Linked DNA regions of Mus musculus: all the other regions are linked to region 1. Evidence: chromatin loops called from intact Hi-C (ENCODE). Cell type or tissue: left cerebral cortex. All regions are shown on one strand. Region 1 holds the start of Gm24150 (a small nuclear RNA gene). Region 2 has its middle 5.1 kb from the start of Rapgef2. Region 3 overlaps Rapgef2 (Rap guanine nucleotide exchange factor (GEF) 2). Region 4 overlaps Rapgef2 (Rap guanine nucleotide exchange factor (GEF) 2). Region 5 overlaps Rapgef2 (Rap guanine nucleotide exchange factor (GEF) 2). Region 6 overlaps Rapgef2 (Rap guanine nucleotide exchange factor (GEF) 2). Region 7 has its middle 21 kb from the start of Gm23440.

The links. Hi-C counts contacts between places; a loop is a spot of excess contacts. Peaks named below come from ENCODE experiments on the same cell type or tissue, not always from the same donor. Only the 100,000 strongest peaks of a DNase experiment are listed, where the experiment ranks them.
Region 2: a loop joins it to region 1, with 2.4 times the contacts of the local background. A loop is called at or near these places in 7 of 42 quality-filtered maps.
Region 3: a loop joins it to region 1, with 2.2 times the contacts of the local background. A loop is called at or near these places in 15 of 42 quality-filtered maps.
Region 4: a loop joins it to region 1, with 2.7 times the contacts of the local background. A loop is called at or near these places in 8 of 42 quality-filtered maps.
Region 5: a loop joins it to region 1, with 2.2 times the contacts of the local background. A loop is called at or near these places in 14 of 42 quality-filtered maps.
Region 6: it touches region 1 in a loop (2.3-fold over the local background); 10 of 42 quality-filtered maps call a loop at or near these places.
Region 7: it touches region 1 in a loop (6-fold over the local background); 38 of 42 quality-filtered maps call a loop at or near these places.

The regions. Positions count from the first base shown.
Region 1 is chr3:79,195,347-79,199,346 of GRCm38, reverse strand. It overlaps Gm24150 (a small nuclear RNA gene), which reads right to left and starts at 2,973; the gene lies at 2,870-2,973. It also overlaps a transcript of Rapgef2 not described here. In left cerebral cortex, a CTCF peak has its summit at 2,036 (motif pointing right); DNase peaks (open chromatin) are centred at 536 and 2,064; H3K27ac peaks cover 662 bases.
Region 2 is chr3:79,148,820-79,152,819 of GRCm38, reverse strand. It overlaps a transcript of Rapgef2 not described here. Among named protein-coding and RNA genes, the nearest start is that of Rapgef2, 5.1 kb to the right of the region's middle. In left cerebral cortex, a CTCF peak has its summit at 1,997 (motif pointing left); no DNase peak of the experiment used is centred here; H3K27ac peaks cover 78 bases.
Region 3 is chr3:79,108,065-79,112,064 of GRCm38, reverse strand. The region is part of intron 2 of Rapgef2 (Rap guanine nucleotide exchange factor (GEF) 2); the gene reads left to right. Among named protein-coding and RNA genes, the nearest start is that of Rapgef2, 36 kb to the left of the region's middle. In left cerebral cortex, a CTCF peak has its summit at 1,695 (motif pointing right); DNase peaks (open chromatin) are centred at 61 and 1,698.
Region 4 is chr3:79,062,585-79,066,584 of GRCm38, reverse strand. Rapgef2 (Rap guanine nucleotide exchange factor (GEF) 2) reads left to right here. Exons shown (of 24, transcript NM_001310536.2): 23 at 1-12; 24 at 2,024-4,000. The coding sequence ends at 2,049. Among named protein-coding and RNA genes, the nearest start is that of Gm52609, 7.9 kb to the right of the region's middle. In left cerebral cortex, a CTCF peak has its summit at 1,507; no DNase peak of the experiment used is centred here.
Region 5 is chr3:79,098,918-79,102,917 of GRCm38, reverse strand. It overlaps Rapgef2 (Rap guanine nucleotide exchange factor (GEF) 2), which reads left to right. Exons shown (of 24, transcript NM_001310536.2): 4 at 3,688-3,824. Among named protein-coding and RNA genes, the nearest start is that of Gm52609, 44 kb to the right of the region's middle. In left cerebral cortex, no CTCF peak of the experiment used is centred here; a DNase peak (open chromatin) is centred at 1,932.
Region 6 is chr3:79,085,151-79,089,150 of GRCm38, reverse strand. It overlaps Rapgef2 (Rap guanine nucleotide exchange factor (GEF) 2), which reads left to right. Exons shown (of 24, transcript NM_001310536.2): 12 at 349-506; 13 at 1,066-1,306; 14 at 3,023-3,406. Among named protein-coding and RNA genes, the nearest start is that of Gm52609, 30 kb to the right of the region's middle. In left cerebral cortex, no CTCF peak of the experiment used is centred here; no DNase peak of the experiment used is centred here.
Region 7 is chr3:78,956,615-78,960,614 of GRCm38, reverse strand. No RefSeq gene overlaps it. Among named protein-coding and RNA genes, the nearest start is that of Gm23440, 21 kb to the left of the region's middle. In left cerebral cortex, a CTCF peak has its summit at 1,626 (motif pointing left); a DNase peak (open chromatin) is centred at 1,583.

The sequences.
Region 1 (4,000 bases):
GGAAACAATGACATCATCAGTACTACTGCTACTACTGCTTGCATTACCAGTCTTCCGTTAACTAGATTCATTGCCAGTGTGTGCCCAGGAGAGATTTTACTTTTATTTTGTATGTCTGTCTGTTCATCTATACTGAATGAACGTTGTTCTTACAACTCTAGTTTGATTTTTAAAAAGCAAACTTTTCACTTCACATACATAAAAGTAAGATCCTCTAGTAACAGCTGCCCTAGGACTCTGCTGCGAGATAGGAGACAAGCAGGGTTGCTGCAGTGCTTTGTGAGAGTCAAGAAGGTCTAACAGAAACAGAGTTTTGGACATGGCATTTTGCGTGAGGGAATTTTCAGAGTGGAAAGTGAACGTCTTTTGTAGAGAGTGGAGAGCAAACAGAGAAGGAGGATTTGTTTCTAGAACAGCTTTAAAATAGAATGTACTAGTTTGCATTCTTAGTTATTATTAGCTTACCATAGTAAAACCTCAAATCCTAAGAGGGACAGTACAACTGTAAAGACCTCATGTCTATCTTGGCACAAAGTAAGTGGCTAGTGTAAGTATTCTCTGATTGAACAATCTCTGCGAATGCGTTCTCGGAAAACACGGCTTCTGTGGGTGAGCCGCAGATTCTCCTGGGAAGAGAGCCATTGTCTCTGTTACCTTTGTGTTTGCAAAGGACACTGCAAATGATGCCTTTGAGTTCTATCACTGCAACGAAACAGATAATCAGCAGGAAGAAGGCTATTGTGTCTCACAGTTGCTCAGTCACTGCTTATGGGTCTGCCGTGAGGTACAGCACATCCTGTGAGGAATGGTGGCTGAGAAGAGTGCTTCCTCTCTGGTGGCCAGAGAGACCGAGTCCACAGCTCCTTTGAAGGATAGAACCCCAGTGACCTAGTGTCAGTTTCTAGGCCCCCCAAGTTAAAGGTTTCACCCCCTCCCAGTAGTAACCCTGGGGCTCGTAACGAATCCTCTAACACTCGGGCCGTGGACGGATACTTGAACTGGGACAGCACCTGCCAGACAAATTCAAATCAGTAGTGATTGAGACCCGTCTTCTCATGTTCAAACCCTTAAATCTGCTGCATAGATTTCCTGATAGGAAGAGTCAATTGCAGGTAATCAGTGGCTATTCAGGAAGCGCGAGTACTCGCTGTCCAGGTTCTTCATCCGCTTTGAGCACCGGTAACCTGTCAGTCGGTGTGCTTTCTGTGATAGGTGACAGGGGGACGGAGTTGACAAACTTCACACACACACTTGGTCTGTACTAATTTGTCTTTAAAGTTGACAGATTTGAAATCACCAAAAGGCCAATCACAGTTGCATGCTCCGTGTCACCACAGACGTTGGCGTCATGCTTTTAAAAGATGGAATAATTATTACTTGTATGCAGTTGTCATTGTACATTTAATCCTGTTGACTTGCCTAAGGCTATGTACGGGGGTGGGGGTGGGGGTGGGTAAACCTTACTGTCTTATGTTTTCAGTATTCGATTTCCCTTGCGGCTGGAGGGATAGCTCTCTCATTTAACAGCACTGCTTACTCTTCCAAAGGCCGTAGGTTCAGTTTCCAGCATCCACATGGCAGGTCAGGTTTGTGTGAGACTCTAGTTCCTGAGGATTCAACACGCTGTCCTCACGTCTCTATAGGCATCAGGCAGGCACGTAGCAGTGCATGGACACATATGCAGGCAAAGGGCCTATACGTGTCAAATAATCTAAAAAATTTAAAAGCTCAAAGCAAAAAATTCATTTCTCTGTAACAGATTAAAATATAATTACAAATCTTCCTCTTTTTTCCCTCTTTTCTAATACAGAGATTTTTAATTTTTCTTGTCAGAAAAAGTTGAAACTAGTTTTGAACCTTGTAAATGGTAGTCTTTTTTACTTGTGCAGACTACAAGGTAATAATAACACACGTGCCTCCTATTGAGGGAGATGTGATGGTTAATATTGTCACTTTGATGATACTAATGCTCTGAATGACTTAACAGCTCCTCTCCTCCTAAATGTGTTTAAGTAGAAATGACTACCACCAGGGGGATGCCTTGAGTCAGGCAGAGCCGTCTGTACAGTGGAATCTTCACGTAGGAGAGCTACTGTCCACAAACCCATAAGATTGTCCTGCTTTCATTTTCTTCTTTCATAAGAGGAAATAAGCAGCTGTCTAGTTACTGCATGCAAATATGTGAAGACACTCAGAGAACACTGTGTGATGGGGAAGTCTGAGAAGAAGGTTCACTGGGGAAGGCTTGAATGGACTGGGTTCCATGAAAGCTCGGGTGTTTTTTTCCTGATTATTATTAATCATCTTATTTGTTTACATTTCAAATGATATCCCCCTTCCCAGTTAACCACCCACAACTCTCCCCATCCCACCCCTTTCCCCTCCCCTTTGCCTCCATGAGGGTGCTCTTCCACCCACACTCACCCACTCCTATCTCACTGCTCTAGCATCCCCCTATGGTGGGGCATCAAGCCTCCACAGGACCAAGGGCCTCCCCTCCCACCGATGCCATATAAGGCCATCCTCTGTTACATATATATCTGGAGCCATGGATCCCTCCATGTATACTCTTTGGTTGGTGGTTTAGTCTCTGGGAACTTGTTCTTACTGTAGAGTTGCAATCTTGCAATCCCCTTCGGCTCCTTTCAGTCCTTCCCTTAGCTCTTCCCTTAGCTCTTCCCTTAGCTCTTCCCCAGGCTCAGTTTGATGGTTGGCTGTGAGTATCTGCATCTGTATTGGTCAGGCCTCTCAGGGGACAGCTATACCAGGCTCCAGTCAGCAGGTGCTTCGTGGCATCAGCAATAGTGTCTGGGTTTGGTGTCTGCAGATGGGATGAATCCCTGGGTGGGGCGGTCTCTAGATGACTTTCCAAAATGTGGAATGCTTCACAAATTTGCTTGTCATCCTTGCACAGTGGTCATGCTAATCTCTGTATCATTTCAATTTTAGTAGATGTGCTGCTGAAGTGAACACCAGTTTGTGGGTTGTTTGTTTGTTTGTTTGTTTGTTTCACTGAAACAAAGGAAAGTATTTCCTACTCAAAAAATTAGACTGGAAAAACAAAATCTGAAATGACAGGTGTTGATCGATCTAAGGAAAATTAAAAACATTTAAATAAACCAGTGACTGTCGTTAACGTAATGTATTAGTGATAAGAGTGCTAAGAGCACCTCTGATATTCAGTAATGATATTTCAATAGGTTGTATGCTGTTGCCTTTTGTGATTCTGTGTGCAGTAGCATGGATTGCTATACCATCTGCTATATAAATTTTGATTTTTGTTGCTGTGGATTATTATCTGATTTCTGTTGTCTTTTTTACTTTTCAGTCCTGATGATATTGGCACCTGCTGGTATATACTTCTTTCTGGTTCCGTGTTCATTAAGGAGTCCATGTTTCTTCCAAGGAGCAGGTATGGTGTAGAGACACAACACAGTGATCTTAAAGCTCTTTCTGCACAATTGGTTTATCTTGCTACTGATATCGTCTACTGATACAAAGCAAGGCAGTACTTTGGCCTGTTACACATATGGCTTTTTTTTTTTTAAATGCTTGTTTTTATGTCATAAAAACTGTTCTTATTTTCTTAGCAAGAGATGAGTGAAAACAGAAACATGAAAAATTGTTAAATGACTATGTTAGCTGTCTTGGGACATTTTTGATCATAGCACATAGCATTAGTTTCAGGTGAACTTTGATAAAGAAGAACTAACCTATGGGAAGCCGTGATAAACATCTGAAGACAGTAAGGATGCTCATTGAGACGGCAAGGGACTAGAAGTGAAGCCAAGAACTGTCTCTGACTTTACTGCCTCTAAGGGCCATATGGCCTCTCGGTTTTACATCTGTGTGGATTGGCTTTGTGCTTCCTCTCCCCGTGACTTTGGCGTGTGTGCGCTGACTGTTGATTTATGACTTTGTGTCGCTAAGACTTATGCTGTTTGACTATTTTCCTTGGATATTTCAGGATGTGATCTGATTGGCTCAGCTGGGCCGCATG
Region 2 (4,000 bases), 47 kb after region 1:
TGTCAGGCAGTGTGCCGACTTCTTTTGTATTATATCATAATTAAGTTATTTTTAATAATGAATTGGAAGCACCATTTTATAGATTAACTCTGTGAGCACTTCCAGTGAGATATGTGAAGGACTAGTCTGAAGTATATTCAAGGATGAAATAGATCACGTGAAAATGTAAGATTAAGATATAAAAGGTTTATCAGAAGGGATCTGTTGGTTCAACTCTATAGTCTCAATTACTTGGGAATCTAAGGCAGGAAGAGCGCAAATTCAAGGATTACCCTGAATTACAGAGTAAATTCAGGTTCATCTTGGGCAACTTGAAACCATATCTTCCTCCTCCTCCTCCTCCTCCTCCTTCTCTTCCTCCTCCTCCTCCTTCTCTTCCTCCTCCTCCTCCTTCTCTTCCTCCTCCTCCTCCTTCTCTTCTTCCTCTTCCTCCTCTTCTTTTATTTGCACACTTAGAAAAGTTGTACACAGAAACTTAACATTTGTAAAACAGATCTGTTAGGGTGACATTTTTATTTTTAAACCATTAAGATTGATCGAGAAATAAAACAAAAACATAGTAAAATGTGAAACCATTTCTTAAAAGTAAAAAGAGGCCTGGGATGTTTCTCAGTGGTAGAGTGTATGCATAGCATGTACAAAGCGGGGCCAGGTTCAATCTCCAGTACTACCCTCCACCACCAAATCAACTTTTCCTCTTTGGAAGTTTTTCTTTTGGGGGAGGGGTGTGAAGAAAGTGTGAGGACTCATGTGTGTTCCCGACTGCATTAGTTTACGTGTGCGATGTGAGTATAAGTGTATGTGGAGGCAAAAGAGGTCTCCTGGAACTGGAGTTAGGAGTGGTCGTGAGTCCTCTGATGCTCACATCCACTGTAACTGTATCCTTTGTAAGTGCTTATCTTAGTCAGGGTTTCTATTCCTGCACAAACATCATGACCAAGAAGCAAGTTGGGGAGGAAAGGGTTTATTTGGCTTACACTTCCATACTGCTGTTCATCACCAAAGGAAGTCAGGACTGGAACTCAAGCAGGTCAGGAAGCAGGAGCTGTTGCAGAGGCCATGGAGGGATGTTCTTTATTGGCTTGCCTCACCTGGCTTGCTCAGCCTGCTCTTTTATAGAACCCAAGTCTACCAGCCCAGAGATGGTCCCACCCACAAGGGGCCTTTCCCCCTTGATCACTAATTGAGAAAATGCCTTACAGTTGGATCTCATGGAGGCATTTCCTCAACTGAAGCTCCTTTCTCTGTGATAACTCCAGCTGTGTCAAGTTGACACAAAACTAGCCAGTACAGTGCTCCTAAGTATTTGTAAATGGTGCTTTATTTTCTCAGAAAAGGGATGAGAAGAGATGAGAGCCATGCCCAAGCTTTGTGAGTACATGGCTTGGGCTGAACCCAGAGCATTTCTGTCTAACTATTGCTAGGCCTAGGCCTGGAAGCTTCCAGCCTCTGTGTAATCTAATCTTCTGCAAGCCCAGGCCTTGAAGGCTTCAGCTTCCAGCCTCCCATCTACTGACCTAGGCTATCAATAAATACTACAGACAAGCCCACTACTCTAGGCCTAGATATTTCAGCCTCTGAGACTTACTGTTAAATTAACCTCCCCTTTCTAGCTCTTTCTGAACTCTAGCTGGTTGGTTCAACCCAGTTGTTCTGGCTCAAACTCCTCCCAAACCTGACTGATTCAGAATTGGTTCCCTGACTTCTGACTGCATTGCTCTGCTTGAAAATACTGCTGCCTCTGAGTTCCATGAGCTGAGCTGCATTGAGTGCACTGAGGTACAAACTGACGAGAACTGTACAGAACTGCAGGGACGCAACTGAACGCAACTGCATTGAACTGAACGGCACCAAACTGACCCAAACTGAATTCTTTCTGAACCTCTTACATTGAGATGGCTCAGTGGTAAAGAGCACTGACTGCTCTTCCAGAGGTCCTGAGTTCAATTCCTGGCAAACACATGATGGCTCACAACCATCTGTAATGGGGTCTGATGCCCTCTTCTGGTGTGTCTGAAGACTGCAACAGTGTACTCATATACATAAAATAAATGAAATCTTAAAAAATAAAAAGGTGGTCTCTCTTCCTGTCCTCGTGAGAGTTGGGCACATCCTATCTGTGACTCATTCTGTCAGATCTTTCACTTTGTCTGCCCCTAAATTAGATGTCACACTTTTAAACACGGTTGCTTCCTACTACAAACTAACTTCATCTTCGTTATTAGGGACTAAAGGTGTGTTGTGTTCCAGCTGGATCATACAGACCTAGAAGGACTTTGGAAGTGATCCCTTGCCAGAGCAGCCATGTTGCTGGATTAAAATGTCTCTAAAAAGTATTGATGCTGAAACGTCCCATTTTCCGTAAGGCCAAGCAGCCACCTGGTGGCCTGGGATCACCTGGTCTCTACTCCAAGAACTGGGGTTCCAGGCAAAGCTGTGCTGGGAATTCAGACTCATGGCCTCATGCTTTCCTAGCAAGTCCTCTTACCCACTGCACCATCTCCTTCGCTCCAGACCATAGGATTTTTAAATGTCACTTGTTTGGGGAGCAATAAAATATTAGGAATCGGATTTGCAAAGTTTCTGATTTTTTTTTTTTTTCAGTTTTCAAAGAATAACTTCTTTCTTCCTTTCTCACTGTCAAATCCCCTATTTCTGTAATTTTCCCTTTCTTGTGAGGAGAAGAGACAATGAGTCACTACTCAGGCATAGTGGTATTTGAAAACTAGACTTCTGTAGCCTTGTAGCCCTCTAACTTTGTGTCTTACAGACCTCTTCTAACAAAAGATAATTGTATAGTTTTCTTGTATCTTTTGGGCTTAACTGTTTTGGAAGCTTATTGTGAGCCATGGTTAATATTAAGAACCAAGTAAGTTCTAAATATGAGTAATAAATACCGATAAGAAGAACATACTGATATAGCTGTCTCTTGTGAGACTACGCCGGGGCCTAGCAAACACATAAGTGGATGCTCACAGTCAGCTATTGGATGGATCACAGGGCCCCCAATGGAGGAGCTAGAGAAAGTACCCAAGGAGCTAAAGGGATCTGCAACCCTATAGGTGGAACAACAATATGAACTACCCAGTATCCTGGAGCTCTTGACTCTAGCTGCATATGTATCAGAAGATGGCCTAGTCGGCCATCACTGGAAAGAGAGGCCCATTGGACTTGCAAACTTTATATGCCCCAGTACAGGGGAATGCCAGGGCCAAAAAGTGGGAGTGGGTGGGTAGGGAAGTGGGGGGGAGGGTATGGGGGACTTTTGGGATAGCATTGGAAATGTAAATGAGGAAAATACCTAATTAAAAAAAAACATAATGTGTCTTATCAATGAAATGAGCTTAATGGGTAATTTGAGAGATGGTGAATAGAGAAGCAATTATCTTGTGAATTTAATTTTTATTTAAATTTTGGTGTGTATTTCTAACTTTTACAAATTTAACTAAGTAAACTTGCATTATTTACCGAAAAAAAAAAAGAACATACTATTTTCCTCAATGTCAGAGGAATAGATATAGTAAATATGTTAGAAGGAAAAGGCATGAAGGAATTCAACAGAATTCCATTTAGCTGGGGTTCCTTTACATTAGGGAGGTTCCTGAACAAGGTATTCTACTTTTTTAACATTGTAACTAGAATTTAAAAGTTTTCACTTCCTCACACAGCAGAAGGGGTTTGTTTTGTTTTGTTTTTCTCTGTTGAATGTTACTAAGTGTAGATGGCTAAGAGATGAGGTAAATAGAACACAGGTCAGGGCTTCTCACTTCTAGGCCACATAGTTTATCTGTGCTCATATAAACCTGTACTATAGGATTCTTCTAATCTTTGGTTCACTTTATTTCACAATTCGTACCTGACATAATTGTGTCAACGTGTAAGAAAGTGTGGCTGATAAACTTCCAAGTTGTCAGTACTGAGTCTTGAGGTATGAGTGTTGTAGGCATGAAGCCAGACCCTGAAGCTGTCACGCCAGTACAGAGAAGCTTCCGTGCCCGAG
Region 3 (4,000 bases), 87 kb after region 1:
TGGCCACGAGGTGTTGTGTATGTTTCGCAGGCTTTGCGCTGCTGGGTGTGTTTTTGGAAGCATCTCTACGGCTGCGCTGTTACCAGTTGGCAGAATGAGAGTGCTGATGAGGGAGTTGGTTCTCGGTACTCTAAATGTTTCATTCATTCCTCTGTGGACAGTTGCTATAGTCTGACTCAACTAAAGAGCTGCAGAATTATCATTTTATGGTCATAGCAACAGACAGAACCCTTTTTTTTCCTCCTCAAAAGTAGTTTATTTTAGAGCCAAATATGAGTGACTATGGCCTGGGAGATTCCGATTTCCCAGTTGGTGCTGAGTAAAAGGTATAAAACCTGGGCACATGCAGACAGTACAGGCATACATAGTGGGGCAGAGAGGCAGACTGTGAAAGACATCAAAGATCAGGTAGCTTCTGTTTCCGTTTTGTTGTTGTGTTGTTGTTTTTTTAAGAAAGGGTTTTTGTGTGTAGCCCTGGCTGACCTGAAACTCATGCTATAGACCAGGGTGGCCCCAAACTCAGAGATCTGCCTGCCTCTGCCTCCTGAGTGCTGGGCTTAAAGGATATTTCGGGAGAGGGGGGTTCGTTGTTTCTTGAGTTATTTGTTGACTATTATATGAATGAAAAAAATTTTATTTTTTTTAAATCGTTTTGAAAGGAAATCCTTATCAAAGTCTATGTATATGATATTAAATTTTATAGCTTAAGGAAACATTTATCTTACAAGTCCAATGAATGTTGTTTATATAAACAAGTAACATTTTAAAGTTTTAAGAAACATTTTATGGACCCAAAGTTGCTTTTTTTTTTTTCCAGTAGCTTTTAAGAAATTGAGAATATTCACATTTGTAAAGCAGTATATGTTTTCAGATCTTTTTATGTATCACCAAAACACTTAAATTTACAAATATATACACAGGCATTTTAATGAGACATGCCAAAAATAAATTAAAATAATTATTTTTAGAATGCAAGAAAAACTAATGAGAAAAATTGAAGTGACCACAAGTTTTATTGCATAGCTCTTCTTTGGAAACTCCATACCTCCCAAAATACATATGAAAACAATCATCAGAGACTCACATAATAGAGTTACATGAAATTCAGGTATACCCAGAAAAAAAAATGACATTTTAATCTCCTTGTGATTTAGCAAGGTTCTCTAGCACCAAAGATCAAAAGTTGATGTTTGTCCTGTAGATTTAAGGCTGTGTCTTCTGCTGTTGTTAAGAGTAACTAGCAATAGAGTATCTTAAAATGACTTTCTCAATGTCTTAATTTACACGAACACTAAATTATATTTCCCATGTTTAAGCACAAGGGTTAGGAGCAAGAAAGACTCTAAAGAAGAAAAAGGACATGCCCAAATATGGGTATGGACTTGCCAAGGGAAAGTGCTCTTTACAAATTTTAATATAGTGAGGAATCTCTTTTCTCTCTGACTTTATTTTAAATCAGGCCATAATAATCTTTCCTTTTTTAATGCATTTTGCTCTGTTGGGAGATAAAGAGCAGAGGCAAGCTCAGAGAAAGGGAGGAAACAGCACAGGGCTGTCCTCAGAACTTATCTTTCGTTCAAGTATAACATCTAAAAATTGTTACTTGATTTTGTTTTGTTTTATTTTGTTTTAAAAATGATGTGTATGGGTGTGTTGCCTGCATGTCTGTGCACCATGTGCATGCAGTGCCTGCAGAGGCCAGAAGAGGGAGCCAGATACTCAGGGACTGAGGTAAAAACTTGCTTGTTTTGTCGGTTCCAAGAACTGAACCCAGGTTCTATAGATGAGTAGCCCGTGCTCTTAACTGCTGAGCCATCGCCTTTTAACTTAGATGTAGTTTTTACGCTCCTGTTACATTTTATAAATTAATGATTGTATTTGTGCTTTTTCGATGTTTTTAAATTCCAATTAAACTGGGGTGTCATATATATATATATATATATATATATATATATATATATATATATATATATATATACATATATATATATATATTCCTAGGATTAACATAGTAAAATGGATTGCAGATAGTAAGTGTTCCCCCAGAAAATATAAAACCCAAGTTACTTTACTTTTAGATTTTTCCATTTTTCTAATATTTGCAATTCGAATTAACACACTTCCCAAATATAAAATCAGGTGTAGTACCAAAAGAAAAATCTGGTTTTCTCCAAATGCTCCTCTCTTCTCTGTGCTAGTTAGAATCATCTTCAAGTTGGCGCAGCCTGTAATTGAGTGTTAATTGAGTAACTGTCTCTATCAGAGTGGTCTGTGGACATGTCTGTGAAGGATTGTCACAGACATCCTTGGTTCCTAATTGATGCAGAAGGGCACCTCACCATTCCTTGGCCAAATGGCTCTCAGCTGTGTAAAAATGCTAGGTAACTAGGAGCTGTGAGCAGCCTTCCTCCATGGCCGTCTGCTTTGAGGTCATGTTCTGACTTCCTTCTGTGGTGGACCATGAACTGGAGGTGTAAGCTAAAACCCTTTTACTCTCCAAGTTGCTTTTGGTCAGAGTGTCTTATGACAGCCACAGAAGGAAAATCAAAACAATCCCTTAAATTAATACATCAAATGCTTTCAAATTGATCAAACAAACACAAATGGATACCTTAAACCAGAGGCTTCAAAAGCAATCCTGACCCAATAGGATCATAAGCCATTGATATAAACAGATGGGCCCTCAGCCAAACCTAGGAAAGCCAGACTCCCAGAAAGAAGCACTCCAAATTCACCTTCGTAGGTAACCTTGGACACAAAGGGCCTGTGCTGTTGTATTGGTCGCTGGCTCCGATTGGGGTGATTTCCTCCTGTGAAAACATCGTTTTGGGGCTCCAAGTTGAGTACCTTAACTGCTGACACAAAATCAGCTCTCACCTAAAAGGGAATAGGAGATCATGTTAGAGCCAGATATAAGTGATCATTGGCCAGAAACAGATTCAGGTTACCTCAAATCCATGTTCCAATATTGTAATAATCGCATAAGGTTGTATAGTAACAGAATAAAGAAATCAAGACTATTTTTAAACACATTGGTGGAAACACAGGGTAGTCAGGTTCCAGAAAAGTGAGGAAATCTTACCTATAGCTCTGTCCTGGATAGTTTTGTGTCAGCTTGACACAAGCTAACGTCATCCAAGAGGAGGGAGCCTCAATTGGGAAAATACGTTATCAGATGGGGTTGTAGGCAGGCAAGCCTGTAGGGCATTGTCTTAATTAGTGACTGAAGGGGAGGCCCAGCCCATTTTGAGTTGGGACACCCCTTGGCTGGTGGTCCTAGATTCTATAAGAAAGTAGGCTGTGCAAGCAAATGGGTAGCACACCTCCATGGCCTCTGCATCAGCTCCTTATTCCAGGTTTCCTGTCCTGCTTGAGTTCATATCCTGACTTCCCTTCAGTGATGGACTATGATATGGAAGCTTAAACCACATAAGCCCTTTGTCCCTTACCTCTGCAAGTTGCTTTTGGTCACGGTTTTTCTTCACAGCTGTAGTAACCCTAACTAGCAAGGTCTACGGTGCATACTTAGCTTTTTAGTTGTTGGAAGCTAGTGTTCTGTTTCTGCATGCCAAAGGATTTACCTAACAGGCAGAAAGATGTCAGGTCACGTACAGAGGCAGGTGACAGATGGCTCCTAGGGAGCCAGAGCGTAAAGCCCAGGTCGGTTGGCTCTGGACTTGCAACCTTCCAGCATCTCTATCATTGAAGTTCTGATCAGCTTTGCAAAAGGTTCGGTGGAAGCTGTTCTTTCTAGGAATGTTGGTTCACAGAAACATTTCCTTATTAAAATATGTATTGAATATGGCAAAACAAAGGTATTAATTAAGATCAAGCCATTGAATTGTTTTTCAATTAATATATTTTGTTTTATGTTTAAAATACATTTGTGTATTTATCGGGTACATGCATGCACATACACATGTGGAATTCACAGGACAACTTGCAATTGATTCTCTCCTCTGGGATACAACTCAGGCCATCAAGCAGGGTGACAAATGTC
Region 4 (4,000 bases), 130 kb after region 1:
CGGAGGAGGACGGTAGGCTTCCCTCACACCCCACCTGGGCTCCTGGGGTAACCCACTGGCAGCTTGGAGGAGTGGGGGCGGTGGCTCCAGGAGTTTTAATTGCATGTTGTAGAGAGCTCTTTTTGTTTTATTTTTTCCCCCTCTTTTGCAAGAGGAAGAACTTATCTTTTGAATGGTTTAAGGACTGCAGGGATTATCAGAATCGCTTGTAAGAAGGTGTAGACTTGATGGGAGTCTCCCCCAGCCCCTCCCTGCTGCTAGAGGTAGAAGCCAGGACCTAGGGGGTGCTAATTCTACAACACTTAGTAAAGCTAAAGTTTTTTTTGTGGCTCTGTTTTAAGGATTAGAGTAAAAATCTCTGGTTGTTGCTCATTTCAAGAATTCAGAGAAACATCTTTGCCTATTGAAGCGCTGCTGGTTCCGTTTCCAGTGGAAGCGTTGCAGTTGGCAACTTAATAGGTAGAAAGTGTTGCCTCGCTTTGAGTTTTCTTTATTGTGTCGAAGTGGCTTGAAGTGCTCGGGGTGGTTTATTTTAGTACACAGCCGTTATAGCAAAGTCTAAACATAATAAATGGAAATTACAATCGTTCAATTATAGATAAATAAATATTGATATTTTTGTATATTCCCCTGGAATTTTTTTTTGTAGTTTTTATTTTATTTGTGTCTGAGTGTTTGCCTGTTTAACTGTAGTTAAAAAGTGAGGGGCTTAGGGTTGAGAGAGAGTTCTGTGGCCAAGAGCTCTTGTTTCTTGGCCAGAGGACCAGAATTCAGCCCCCAACACTCATGTGGACATCTTAGAGCCCCCAGTAACTCTAGATACAGTAGATCCAACACACTCTGCTGGCCACTGGATCTCGTGTGTGTGTGCGTGCGTGTGTGTGTGTGTGTGTGTGTGTGTGTGTGTGTGTGTGTGTGTGTGTGTACATACAGAATTTTAAAAACACACTTTTTAAAAAGGAAGGCCTGGAGAGATGGCTCTGTGGTTAAGAATGTAAACTGCTCTTGCAGCACACACAGTTCAGTTTCCACACCCATGTAAGTGTGGCTCACGACTGCCTAAAATGGTAGTACAGGAAATCCAGTCGTTTCTTCTGGCTCCCAGGGACAACTTTGCTCCCATGCATGTACCTCACACAGAAGCAGGCATACATAGAAATCTTGGAAAGGTTTTAGAGCTTAAATAAATTTCACTAATCACTTTCCAACCAATAAGCATGTCATGTACATAATTTTATTTATTTATTGCTGTCTGAGTTTGGTTCCTTTTTCTGTTATAAAACCAATCTGACCAAAAGCAACTTGGGGAAGGAAAGGGTTTATTTATTCCATCTTACATTCCAGGTAACAACAGTCCATCATTCAGGGAAGTTGGAGCAGGAACTGAAGCAGGGTCCTGGGAAATACTGCTTACTGGATTTCCCTCAGGCTCACATTCAGCTCATATAGGCCAGGCCTACTTTCCAAGCGATGGCACCACCTGCAGGGGGCTGGACCCTCCTGAATCAGTTAGCAATCAGGAAAATGTCTAACAGGCCATCTAATGGAGGCAGTTCCTCAAGTTGAAATTTCCCTTTTCCAGGTTAATCAAGGTAGCAGACTGGCCATCACAGTTATTACTGTATATAAGACAGTAGGCTGGACCGGCTTCAGATACTTACTCCTGGCTCAGCTTCCTGGGTGCTGGAATTATGGACCTAAACAACCACACCCAACTGCCTTTTTAATAGTTTTTATAAACCAGGTATGACAGTGTACAAATTTCATCCCAGCATTTGGGAAGCAGAGGCAAGAGGATCTTGCCAGTCTGGTCTACATATGGAGTTCTAGCATAGCCAAAGCTACATAGAGAAACCCTTTCTCAACCCACCCCCAAAGATATATACATATATTTTCGTGGATATTGTGGATATCTGTTAAGATTTGCATGATGTACCCATTTTGTTGTTTTTGTGCATGATAGCACAGAAAAATTATCTACTTCTTGATTCCTTATTTTGTTTTCTCCCTGCTGTGTTTGCAGAAGATGAACAAGTGTCTGCTGTTTGAGGCCCAGGCTCCTTGATCCACAGTGAGCCACCCAAAGGAGAGCACAAGAAGACGTCCCAAGCCTTGGAGCCTTGGCACGCACATCTGAGGATGGTGGACCAGTTTGCCTCCTTCCCTGCCTTAAAGCAGCATGGGGCTTCTTCTCCCCTTCTTCCTTTCCCCTTTGCATGTGAAATACTGTGAAGAAATTGCCCTGGCACTTTGCAGACTTGTTGCTTGAAATGCACAGCCCAGCAGCCCCTGAGCTGCTGCCTGCCACGTCACGCAGTATCATTCCAAATTCCAAGATCGTCACAAGGCGATTCCCTCTGGCGGCCCTTCTCCATGCCTGGAAGGAGATTCCAATCTTCCTCTTAGATTTCAATCCAGTCCTAGCCCTCGATCTCATTTGGAAGATGAGAAAAGCTAGCCTTTGAACTACCCGGGGTCTCGAACCCACCAAGGAAGACAAAGACTGATATGAAATCCTTTGAGTACAGTGCTTGTCCACTTGTTTACAATATCCTTTAAAAAAAAATAAGTTTAAAGATTGTGTTCAGAGAGTAAATGTTATATCCATTTTATGATTACAGTATTATTTTGAACCTTAAGTAGGATTGCCAGCCTGGGTTTCTGAAAAACCAAATATGCCGGACAGGGTTTGGCCGCACCAAGGGAAGACCTGGGCAGTGACCCTGTCTTCCCATGTCCTTCTGGCCTTGCCCGTGAAGTGCCCTATCCCAGAAGCATCAAACGTTAGCCAATTACTTAAATACCAAGACTCCTCACCTGCCCCTTCCCCAGTGGGTGAGGCTCTAATGTAAAACAGTTTGCACATGGCCAGGGGAGGGAACTAGGACTTGTGTGTCCTGTCTGAGCCTTATGAGGCAGGATGGTGTTATTTAAGAGTGTGTCCTGCTCAATTACAATGGATGGCAACCCCTGTTTTTAAGTTATGTTTGTTTGTTTTTTTGTTTTTGGGTTTTTTTGTTTTTTTGTTTTTTTTTTTAGTTTTGTTAATTTAGGGTTTTAGAGCTTTTTGTTTTTATTTTTTAAAAGAAACATTTATAACTGGATAGCATTGCAGTGAGGCAGCTTGGGGTGTTGGAGCGAATGCCAGCTGTTTGTACTGCTCTTTCAAGACAGCCTCCCCTTGTTGGATTGGCACCAGAGAGTATGTCTTTAAACATGATTAAAGGTCACAAACATGGTTAAATACGCCAGCCTTTGCAAAATGGTTAGTCACCAAAGGCTGACCTGTAAGTGGCTTTGGGGACGCTGCATATGGAGAAGGCCAAGTGTAGCGCCCGTCTGCTCATAGCTGCTGCTAGCCCTAGAATGACTGAAAATGACCCCGCCGGTCTATTCTTGTGTTGTTTTTGCACAGACTCCGGAAAAGTGAAGGCTGCCAATCCGAGTAGTACTCAGATGTGAGGGGCTGCTGATCTTGGATTTTTCCATTAAATTCAGCTGATCATATTGATCAGTAGATAAACGTAAATAGCTTCAAATTTTAAAGGTCGAATTGCAGTGTTTTTTCACTGTGTCAAACAATGTCAGTGCTTTATTTAATAATTCTCTTCTATGTCATGGCGTTTGTCTACTTGTGTATCACATTGTCACTTACGCATTTGTAATTTTCCATGTAATATGCATTATTGCCAGTTTTACTCTATAGGCTATGGACCTCATGTGCATATAGAAAGACAAACCTCTAGCTCTACCACAAATTGCACAGATGTTATCTAAGCATTAAGTAATTGTAGAACATAGGACTGCTAATCTCAGTTCGCTCTGTGATGTCAAGTGCAGAATGTACAATTAACTGGTGATTTCCTCATGCTTTTGATACCACTTGTACCTGTATGTCTTTTAGAAAGACATTGGTGGAGTCTGTATCCCTTTTGTATTTTTAATACAATAATTGTACATATTGGTTATATTTTTGTTGAAGATGGTAGAAATGTACTAT
Region 5 (4,000 bases), 96 kb after region 1:
TCTGTGTGAGAATAAATAAAAGGAAAGAAGAAAAGTAAGTGGAGTGAACTTTGGGAAGCAAGCCAGCAAGCAGCCCTCCTCCATGGCGTCTCTTCAGTCAGGCCTCCGGGTGCCTGCCCTGACTGTTTTCAATGGTGAAGCATGACCCGAGAGTTGTAAGGTGAAGTTAAAACCCCTAACTAAGGCAGAGTGGGCACCAGGATTGGGGTATTTCATGACAGACCTGAGCATGTTGAGGGCAGAACTGTGGAAAGAGTTTGGACCACTGGACTAGAAAGTCATTGAGCTTAATGAGATATTGTGTGTGGTGGTAACTCTGTCCCTGCCTCCAGCCAGAGAAACCGTAACTAAGACCGATTTGTGCTGGTTGAGCCCTGAAGTGCCCCTCAAAATTAAAACCATTAGGGGAGTTATGTCTCCCTTTTAATAGGAGCAAGACTTGTTTCCTTAATAGTAGCTTTGCGTTTGAATACACATCCAACTCTGACCTTTTTTGTGTAAGATACTAGGTGATCACCAGGGCCATCTCCCACCCAGTTCTAGGGTCTGTAAGTACCTCTGCCAGTCGCAGGCGACTTGTGTGTTGTGCCCTTCACTAACTCTTTAAGCCTGTACATGTTTGAAGGAGAATTCAGTGAGCTCAACTCAGTGAGATTAGATAAGGGAAGGTGCGAGTAACTTACTGCTTTTGTTTTAGTTTATGCAAACACACTTGTGGGAAAACCGGCAGTTTAAGCTGTATGCATATAGTGGGAAATAGAAAACCAGCCCTTTGATTTCATGTCTAATGAAGTCATTTGCTGGAACTGCAGACGATTTAGAGATGAAGAGCCTGTGCTGGTAATCGTTCATTCATTTTGCTCCTGTGGCAGGGACTTTCTAGTTCTTGGCAGCTCAGGATGAAGAGGAGAGATTGGACCTTGTCCTGCTCTAGGCAAGGGAAGCTACAGCTTGCAGCGGAATGTGTGCTGTGGGGCAGGGGAGATACAGCAGATAGCATGGGCTCTGTGAGGGGAAAGGAGCAGGGACTAGGCTGACAGAGTGTTGTGAGACAGATCTTTCCTGGGGAGATGGCGTGTGTCTACTCACCCCGGGTACGGAACAGGAGATAGAGGAACAAAGTCTAACTTGATGGGCCAGTGAATTTTATTTGGGGGTTACTTACAGGAACATGGATGGCTCAAAAGCATGCTATTACTGAAAAGCTAAGGAGACCTGCAACCCAGGAAGCTGGACATGGTAGAGACTCCTTTCCTCGGTTTGGCTGCCAATCACTTCCCCCAGCAGTTATGGCATCCGTAACCCTGGAAAGGATCCTGGTGAATCTATGAGTTTAGGTTTCCTAACATGTGAACCATGAAATGTGTTTACCTGCTGGGTCCCAGACGCCCCACCCCCTGCTGAAGGGAGTGGTTCTATTTAAAGACAATCTCCACAGAAGGAGGCAGAAGGTTGCGCCAGGGGAATGGTGGTCATACAGTTTGGCTTCCTCGGGTCAGACATATCATCTGTTTCCAATTGCTACTATTCTTGTTCTAGGCCAACATCACAAACAAATCTATCGACTATCATTTCTAGTAAAAGTCTATATGTTCAACATACCATCTTATTTTAGAGTGCTTTCCATGGGCATTTTAAAAGCCTAAATACTGCTTATAAATGCATTGATTTGAAGGCCTCCTTTTTGTAAACTGACTGGTGCACCTTCTCTTTTTAATGTGTTAATTTTAGAATGGTTGTAAGAAATTTAAAATTAAAGTATGTACAGTATGTCTATTGTTCCTAGAAACGTAAGACTTACTTAGTATCTGAAAAACCTTTCTGAGAATTCCTGGAAAGCAAGCGCCCTTCATAGTCCTACAAATAAACGCAAAGCTGGCTGGCTGGCTTCTAACAGGAGCATCTCTGCGATGGCTAACCTTTATTTGATAACATTACTCAGCAGCGAAGTGACAGAGCTGATGTGGGTGCTCGCATGCACAAATGAGCATTTAAGTTAAAGTTGATGAAATTGCTGATATTTTTTAAGAACTGCAAAAGAAAACAACTTCTCCTTGGGTTCCCAACGATCACTGGATGTGTGTCCTTGTCTCAGTTATTTTGAAGAAAGTGAATTTATCATAGTTGGTTTTGCTCCATAAACCATGCCTTTTAGATACGAGGTATTTAGTAGTTGTGGCTTTTGTGATGTGGGTGCTGAGAATTGAGCTCAGGCCCTTTGCAAGAACAGTGCATGCCTTTTAACTCCTAACGCTCTCTCCAGTCCCTGAATATGGTATTTCAACTGAATCTGGGAATGGCTTACATTTAGTATTAGACCCTTTTTCTCTCTTTAACCTTTGTTCTTACATATGATGTCGACATTTCCTATCCAGTTCTATTTTTTAATGCTAGATAATCTTTTATTGTCTCATATTTTTCTTATAGTTATTGAACTTTGCAGGAAAACGTGAGAACTTTTGCAAAGGGACAGAAAGGGTAGAATGTGTGGTCTGTAGGGGGAGGGGTGGTAGCCATAGAACAGTCTAGAAAGAGCAAGGCATTTTGTGATGTGGCAGCAGAGGATCGCGACGCCTTTGATCCCCTCTAGGTTTAACATCAGAGGGCCCCTGAATTTCTCAGTGTAGAAACTTCTGCCTTTGTGTGATTTGATGTGGATCATCTATTGCAGAATTATTTTGTTGCAAGATTAAAAAATTTTATGGCCTGGCATGGATTTGCATGCCCATTCCAGAAGTAAGATTCACTAGACAGACTTATTCTTCCTATAAGATGTATTTAAGATTTCTCAGAAGATTGTCATATCAGATAGAGTCAGTGGGTACCACCCACCACTGATTACCAGAGCCACCCATGTATTGAAACCTTCTGCCTAGGGTTTGAGATACAGAGCTAGTCAGTCTTGGCATTACCTGCCCAAGATAGAAGCCCTTCAGTCTGTCTTCCTGGAGTATTTCTTTCTTCTTTCTTCTTCTTCTTCTTTTTTTTTCCTTTTTATTAGCTATTTTCTTCATTTACATTTCAAATGCTATCCCAAAAGTCCCCTATACTCTCCCCTCCCTCCCCAACCCACCCACTCCCGCTTCCTGGCCCTGGCATTCCCCTGTACTGGGGCATATGATCTTTGTAAGACCTCTCCTCCCATTGATGGCTGACTAGGCCATCCTCTGCTACATGTGCAGCTAGAGACACAGTTCTGGGGGGATTTTTGTGCTTCCTCTTTAAGGACTTCTACCTGTTTAACTGTGTTCTCCTGTATTTCTTTGAGCTGTTAATGTCCTTCTTAAAATCCTCTATCAGCATCATGAGATATGATTTTATATACAAATCTTGCTTTTCAGGTATGTTGGGGTATCCAGGACTGGCTGAGGCGGGAGTGCTGGGTTCTGATGATGCTGAGTGGTCTTGGTTTCTGTTAGTAAGATTCTTACGTTTGCCTTTCGCCATCTGGTAATCTCTGGAGTTAGTTCTTATAGTTGTCTCTGGGTGGAGCTTGTTCCTCCTGTGATTCTGTTAGCCTCTGTCAGCAGTCCTGGGAGTCCAGCTCTCTCCTGAGTCTCAGTGGTCAGAGCACTCTCTGCAGGCAAGCTCTCCTCTTGCAGGGAAGGCACACAGAGGTCTGGAGCTCAGCTCAGTATTTCTTTCTGAAGATGTGTTCTCAGTATAAATTACGGTTTTACCTTTCAGAACAACTACTGGAATTTATGCACCAGCTGCCGGCCTTTGCCAATATGACGATGTCAGTAAGACGGGAGCTCTGTGCCGTGATGGTGTTTGCAGTGGTGGAAAGAGCTGGAACCATTGTGTTAAACGACGGAGAAGAGGTCAGCAGGGGTTTCTACCGCCTAGAAAGCTCGAGGATCAGTGACACCCAGACAAAACCTTGTTCCTGTTTTTTCCTCTTACGAACTTAGCAGGGATGAGTTTGAGTAGATGGAAACTGGTGTCCACTCAAACATTCCCTTATTCATCCAAGATCCATTCTTCTATTTCTCATGTG
Region 6 (4,000 bases), 110 kb after region 1:
CTGGCATAGTGAACTCAAGTGGATTTTTTCCCGTGTACTTTGTCTTAGGTTCATTTCCATTCCCTCAGTCAGATATAGCAGCACATTTCCTCTTCTGTATTTTTGTACTAAAAACATAAATAATGGTTATGGTTATAACTTATTAAAAAGACAGCTTGTAGAGAAACCTACTAACTGTTTAAAAGATAGTGAGCTGGACTGAATATGTTTCGCATCATGAGCCTTAACAGTTTTCAATATTTTTACATTAATTGCAAGTTTAAGTGAAAATGGCTTATTTCATGATCTGTAGTGACTTAGAGCCTTTACCTTGCTAATAATTAATTTTTTAAAATCTGTTCTTTTCAGTGATATTGGGATTGGTCAGTCTCAAGATGATAGCATCGTAGGACTGAGGCAGACCAAGCACATCCCAGCTGCCCTGCCTGTCAGTGGAACGCTGTCCTCCAGTAACCCTGACTTGCTGCAGTCACACCACCGGATTCTGGACTTCAGCACTACTCCTGGTGAGCGCCGCAGCCTTTCTGCCAGTTCAGAGACCTTTCTCTTTCAGATGCAGTAGTGACATTGTATGCATGTTTGGCAGTGGGGCATGGATGGTTTATTGTTCACCAAGATTCAGAACAAGCCTCAAACTCAACACTGGGACTAGTTCTTGTAGTATTCTGAAAACCATTCTGATGTGGTTAAACCTTTGATAAAATGAAGAATAACGTACTCTATACTTATTACTAAGTTATACCTAGTAAATAAATCAGGAGGCATATTTTCGGTAAGCTAAATGGGCTCTTCTTTATAATGAAGATTATCTGTAGATGGAAATTTTTTGATACTCTCACAAATGCATGTATGTGCTCATTTTGATATGTGTTTTTTATATTTTGTATGTGCTCGTGTGTAAAACTCATGCACTTGTCTTTTGACAATGTAGTTATCAGTGAGGGAAATGTGGCTTTGCATGTAGCATGTCACAACTCTGTCAGGGAGGGAGATGGTGTGTTACTCTAATCACATTGCCATCTAGTAACATTTATTCTGCTTCTGTGTGGCTTCTCCTTCCCCTAGACTTGCCAGATCAGGTACTGAGAGTTTTCAAGGCTGACCAACAAAGCAGGTACATCATGATCAGCAAGGACACCACCGCAAAGGAAGTGGTCATCCAGGCCATCAGAGAGTTTGCTGTCACTGCCACCCCAGAGCAGTATTCCCTCTGTGAGGTCTCAGTCACACCAGAGGGAGTTATCAAACAACGCCGACTCCCAGATCAGCTTTCCAAGCTTGCCGACAGGATACAACTGAGTGGAAGGTACAGTCTGTCTCACCAGAGTTCTTCCTTCTCTGAGCCCGCATCCTTGAAGAGACTAGCCCGGTGCTGTTGCGATTGCTTTGTTTTTACAATTGGTGAAACTTGAACCCAAGACCTTGCCAACTGAGCACTCTTAGGGAAATCAGTCCCATGAATAAATTGGGTTCTTTGTTTGCTGGCTTTTTGTTTTTTCCCCCTTCTAATTTTCTTTAGAATGTCATTGTTCTTGACTTTTACCTGGTATGAGTTTAAACCATGACTTTCTAACCTTGTGCTTTCAACTTGTGATTAAAACTCCCTTGCATGTCATGTCTCTTCCCAGCCCCAGCACTAATAATACTTCTTAGGGGGTCAGAGGTGAGGAGTCCCCTGCATATACACTGATAGGTCTGTAATCCTGCAGATGGCTACTGGGTTTCAGCTTTGCTTCCCATTCACCACTCAGGAGAGCCTGGGTATCAGAGGAATCACAGTGGAGCACATTAGTCTGTACCCATCAAGGCACAGGCTGTCTCTTACCTGTCCTAAATGTCTTGTGAAGTGTGTAAAAGACCAGTTAGTAGGACCCTCACTCTGCTTGCTCTGTGTTCCTAGAGTTTCATGTGGAGAAGGCATCTGCCTGCCAATAAGTGGGGAGAGAGAAGCTACAGAGCAAATATGGGGGTCCTATTTTCAGTGAGTTCCTTAAAAAGGTCACAGTACCATCCATATTGACCAGCCATTTGGCTGCAAATGCCTGCTTGCTATTCTGACAAATTGGGGTAACACCTCCCACTTCCCTAGAAAATCTAGATACTTGAAAGTTAAAACCTGGGAGTAGGAGAGATGACTTAGCAGTTAGGAGCACTTGTTGGTCTTGGAGGGGACCTGGGTTCTGTTTCTAGCACCCATGCGATGGATGGCAGTCATCCAGTTCTGGGGTAGATCCTATACCTTCTTCTGACTCCTGAGAGCACTAGGGATACATGTGGTACACATACATGCATGCAGGCAAGACACTCACATGTAAAACAGATCTATAAAAATCTGTTTTAAGATCAAATAGAGGAAAACAAACTGCTTTGGGTGTCTCCTCTCCCAATTGTGTGTGTGTGTGTGTGTGTGTGTTTGTGTGTTTGTAGGTATGTATGTGTGTGATGTGTTTGTATGGCCACATATTCTGCAGTAAGTGTGTGGAGGTCAGATAACAATTTTGTAGCCTCAGATCTCTTAGCTTGATGAGTATCTGCCTGCTGAGCCATCCCGCGAGCTCAGTTATTAAGTCTTCTAAGCATTAAATAAATAAGTAAACTTCATTTGAGCTAGTGTAGACCCAGCAATTGGCAGATTCCCTCTTCACTAGGAAACTGAGCTATGACTTGAGTTGATGTTTATCTAATCTGGTAAATAGCTCTCTTCTGTCACCTTTGGCAAACAAGCTAGAAGTATTTCAGTGGCAGGAGTGGGGGGTGGGTCGTGGGGAGAACACACTACAGAACTGGCACAAAGGAATTTCCCATGGATTGCTCAGTTCTGCTTACCTAGTGCTGCTGTGAGCTGGTGGCACGGGGTGGTATCTGTACTGCCCGTGATGGATGAAAAGAACTCTTACACCAGTCTCTTAGTCCTCCCCCACCCCACCCCCACCCCCCACCCAGGGAGCTAGCAATGTTCCCTTTAGGAGTCCCACAGGCTTGCCGCTCAGCTTGGCATCTGAAGAGCTTCTGTTTCTTTCAGGTATTATCTGAAAAACAACATGGAAACAGAAACGCTTTGCTCAGATGAAGATGCCCAGGAGCTGCTGCGAGAGAGCCAAATCTCCCTCCTTCAGCTCAGCACCGTGGAGGTTGCCACGCAGCTCTCCATGAGGAACTTTGAACTCTTCCGCAACATTGAGCCTACTGAATACATAGATGATTTATTTAAACTCAAATCAAAAACCAGCTGTGCCAACCTGAAGAAATTTGAGGAAGTCATTAACCAGGAAACATTTTGGGTGGCTTCTGAAATCCTGCGGGAAACAAACCAGCTGAAGAGGATGAAGATCATTAAGCATTTCATCAAGATTGCCTTGCACTGCAGGGAATGCAAGAATTTTAACTCCATGTTTGCAATCATCAGGTAAGAGGAGCTGTCCTAGGTGAAACTGACTTTATTTATATATATATATATATATATATATATATATATATATATATATACACACACACACACACACATACATATACATATATGTATATATGAATGATAGATTATATATTATACATTATATAATTATATATTATATACTTGTACGCTCACACATATATAATATATATATATATATATATATATATATATATATATCAGTGTCAGAACACCATGTAATTACCAATATATATTAGTTCATAATTGACCCTGTGTGTGTGTGTGTGTATGTGTTTTGTTGGTTTTGTACAGCCTCATGTACACTAAGACATAAGACGTAAGTGATTCAACAAGCAATTCTTTATTTCTGATTCAAAATCTTAGTTTTTTCTTCAGAGGCTGATGGGTTGTGATGATTTGTACATTCTCTGCCCCATGGAATGGCACTATTAGGAGGTGTAGTTTTGTTGGAGTGGGTGTGTCGCTGTGGGTGTGGGCTTTAAAACCCTCATCCTAGCTGCCTGGAAGCCAGTATTCTGCTAGCAGCCATCAGATGAAGATGTAGAACTCTCAGCTCCTCCTGCACCA
Region 7 (4,000 bases), 240 kb after region 1:
TGGATTTGAACAACCAATCATTGTGCTCTCTCTGAGGAAGACTGTTTCTCCCACTCCAAGTGGTCCTTAGTTGTCTGTAGAACTTTGTGTAGGGTTGAGGTCTTCTGGGCTTTCCCCATCTACTTTGGCATTATCTGTTGATTTGGTTCTTGTTCAGCTCAGGGTTAGGCAGCCATATTGATGGATTTTATGGGCAGAGCTTCTGCCATTCATTCCTAGGAGACACCACTCAGAGAAAACTCTCTGGTCTCACAATCTCTCTGCTAGTTCTTCCAAAATATCCCTGAGCCTCCACTGTGAGCTGTTTGTTTCTGCTCGTTGTGATGGTCCACTGATAGGATACGCTGAAGAGGCAGAGGCAGGAGGATTCTAAGTGGATGGGTTCCTAAAAGAAGTGTTCTGGACAATTCTCTGGACAGGCAAAATGTTCTGTCTTCTTTCCCCATCTGCATTCAAGTACTCATAAATTATTTTTGGTTTTTGTATATCACTTTTCCTGGGAGACATGAACTGATGATGGGTAAGGAACAGATGATATATCAAAATATGGATACTACCAAAGTCCAGCTTGGTGAGCCAGTGGGTTTTATTTATGTTAGTTATAGGAATATGGGTAAAGGGTTATTTATAGGAGCAGAAATGATGTAAACAAAGCTGCATCTAGCCCAGCCCAGCATGAGTGACCACTCACAAAAGCTAGAAACCTGGGGAACACTGATCATCTTACAGGCAGCTCAACAGGCTGGGGAGTGTCTCTTTTAGGCAGATAAACTGATCTGAGCCTCTTTCCAGGCAGCTCAGGTTCTCCGAGAGTGTCTCTCAACAATCCTTACTGCTTATGAGAGACCTGCCAGTGAATCTGTTCAGTTTCAGGAACTTCCTGGAAGTCTTTACCTTATTTACTTCTTGGATCAAGAAGCTTATCTGCAGGACAGAATGTTTCTCTCCCTTGAAAGCATCTCATATCTTAAGAAGCTTTCCTCCAAGATGTAGGGTTTTTTCCTCAGAGGACACTGCTATACAACATTGGTTAAGAAAATATAATTTTGTTTTTAGTGGGCTCAAGTGTAAACTAGAGTTTCATTTGCTACCATCTCTTTAATTCACACTGCATTGGCAAAACCAGTATGTATTTATTGGTCTGTTAATGTTGGCATTAGTCATGCTTGCTGGTTGTACTCTTCAGATGGCTAGGATAAAGATAAGTAATAATTTTGCTTTTCTGTAATAATGGTTTCTGTAACAATGCGGTCTTACTTGAGGCTTGACTTTATGATCTATTATGATGCAGAATATATGAGCTCTCAGACTTCCAGTCCCTTGTTGTAAAAAACAGCATCCCAGAGTACAGATGTGAGTTAAGTGTCTGTAGAATGTGTTTACTTTTATGTCTTTGGCTATGTGTGTGTTTGTACATCTCTGTGCTTGCTTGTATTAATGGGTATTGTTTGTTTCTTGCACACAGATACATATAAATATATGTTAGTTGTGTAGAATTGTTGTGTAAGTGATGTAGATTTGGCATGCATGTGCATGGTGTTTCTCTGTGATGTCAGGTTTGAAAATCCATGGTTGCTGGCTAAGCACTTTGCACAGAAAGGTAAAGACTACCCTCTAGTGTTCAACAGGAGACATTGCCCTGCCTCAGCAATGTCTGAATTGCCTTAAATAAAGTTGACTCCAGGGATGCTGGGTTGTTCCCCCCATCTACAAGACCATGTGTCCAGGCCTGTTCTTGAGATGCACAAGAGGACATTGGTTTCTGGAGTTTAGTATTTGTGAAACAGCGAAGGCTCAATGAACAGGAAGCTGTTTGATGGTGTGGAGTACAAGTAATGATAACAAAACAAACAAACAAACAAACAACAAACACCACTCCCCCCCAACCCAAACAAACAAACCTCTCATACATTCTGGGACTGATGCAGGGTCACTTAGGAGCTGAAGGGACAGGGAGAGGGCGAGTCACACTAAGTTTCTATGAGACAAGTCAGGGGCAAGGTTGTAGAAACATTTTTTTTCTGCAGTATATAAACTAATCCCTGGTCTTTACAGTTGCATTTCCCTGTGTCCAAGAAGGAGGCTCTGTAGTGTATGATTGTCTTATGGCCCTGCCTGGGCAGGGCTGGGGTTCATTGCTTCTTGAGCATATGGGAGCTGATAATGTCAGGAACTGAGCCCAACTAATTATGTACTCTGTAATGTGATTCTCTAAATACAAGATGGGTGCCACTTATCCATTTACAAGATGAGAAAACTGAGTCCCAAAAAGCTGCATAACCCACCCAAGTTCACAAATTTGAGACATTTGAAGGTCAAAACAGCTTCCTTATTCACTACTAGCAATTTCAGAGTAAAGACATGCAAGCAAGGGCAGGGAGCTTGCTTGTAATTTATCACAGTGGAACAAAAGTACCAGGGCCTTAAGAAAACATGTCAAAGTCTTAGTAAGTGTGTAAAACCCAACCTTTTCAATAAGTGATTGCCTTAGGGTTTTAGTGCTATGAACAGACACCATGTTCAAGGCAACTCTTATAAGGACAACATTTAATTGGGGCTGGCTTACAGGTTCAGAGATTCAGTCCATTATTATCAGGGCTGGAGTATGGCAGTGTCCAGGCAGGCTTGACACAGGTGGATCAGAGAGTTCTACGTCTTGTTACAAAGGCAAACAGGAGAAGACTGGCTTTAGGAAGCTGGGATGAGGGTCTTAAAGCCCACACCCACAGGGTCACACCTACTCCAATGAGGTCACACCTCCAAATAGTGCCACTCCCTGGGCCAAGCATATACAAACCATGACAGTGATGTTGAGAAAATAGTTACAGATCCACACATAAAGATGAACCTTTATTTTATATCACATATAAAAATTAAGTTGTAATGAGTCAGAGACAAAAATTTGAAACTATAAAACAGTTAGGAAAAAGCCATGGGGATAAAGCCTTTGCCATTGGCTTTGAGTTCTGCTCACCACAGTACAACCAATATGCTCATTCCTTGATGCTGGTTTTAGCAGTGACTTCCAGAACATGACAGGGGAATTATGAATGATTATGGAAGAAGATGTAAGGTAAATTGGGCTTAAAATTGAAAATGTATGCACACCAGAAAATATTATAAACAGAGTATCAAGGTAATCATGGGTGGAAGACAGGATTTGCAAACAGAATTCTTATCGGCATTGAGAACTAGGAATATATAAAGACCTCCCCCAGCTCAGCAACAAGCCCTAAACAGCCTTATAGGAACTAAGAAAAGGGACAAAGTGAAGATGCCCACTGTCCCCCTTCTCAAAACAGTACTAAAAGTTCTAGGTAGACCAATTAGGAAAGAGATGAAAGGTAAAAAGGAAAGGAGGAAGTTAAGTTGTTTAATGAGGGCACAATCTTATGTGTAGAAGTCCCCATGAAAAAACTGGAAAACATAAATTACCTAACCCAGGAAATTTGTAGGGTACAAAAATCAGTGGAATTTTTATTCATTGATAATAAGCTGAGAAGGAAAGAAAAATATCTCCGTTAATAATAGCAAAATAAACAAGTAAATAAATTAGTGAAATGTTTAGGGATAAAGTTAGTCAGAACTTTGTGTCCGAGGTCATAAGGCACCAATGAGAAAATAAGAGAGTTATTCTATGTCCACAGCTTTAAAGGACGGATATTGCCTACCCAGAGTGATCTACAAATTCAACACAATCTATTAAAATCCCAACATCGTCTCCTAGACATAAGAAAAACAATACCAAAACTTGTATGGAGTCCCAAAAGGGCCAGAGTTGTTTTGTTTTTGAACAAAAAGAACAAAGCTGGCGATTTCATGCTCATTGGTTTCAAAATATGAAGTCTGTGTAATGAAGACTGAGTGCTGCCGTCATACAGACAGACACATAGATCAGTGCCACCCTCCGAGGACCTTTGAAGTAGTTAGATGGAATGAGTCTCTTCAGTAAGGGCGGGATTGGGAAACTGGGGAACTGTATGTAGAAGGATGAAGTAGG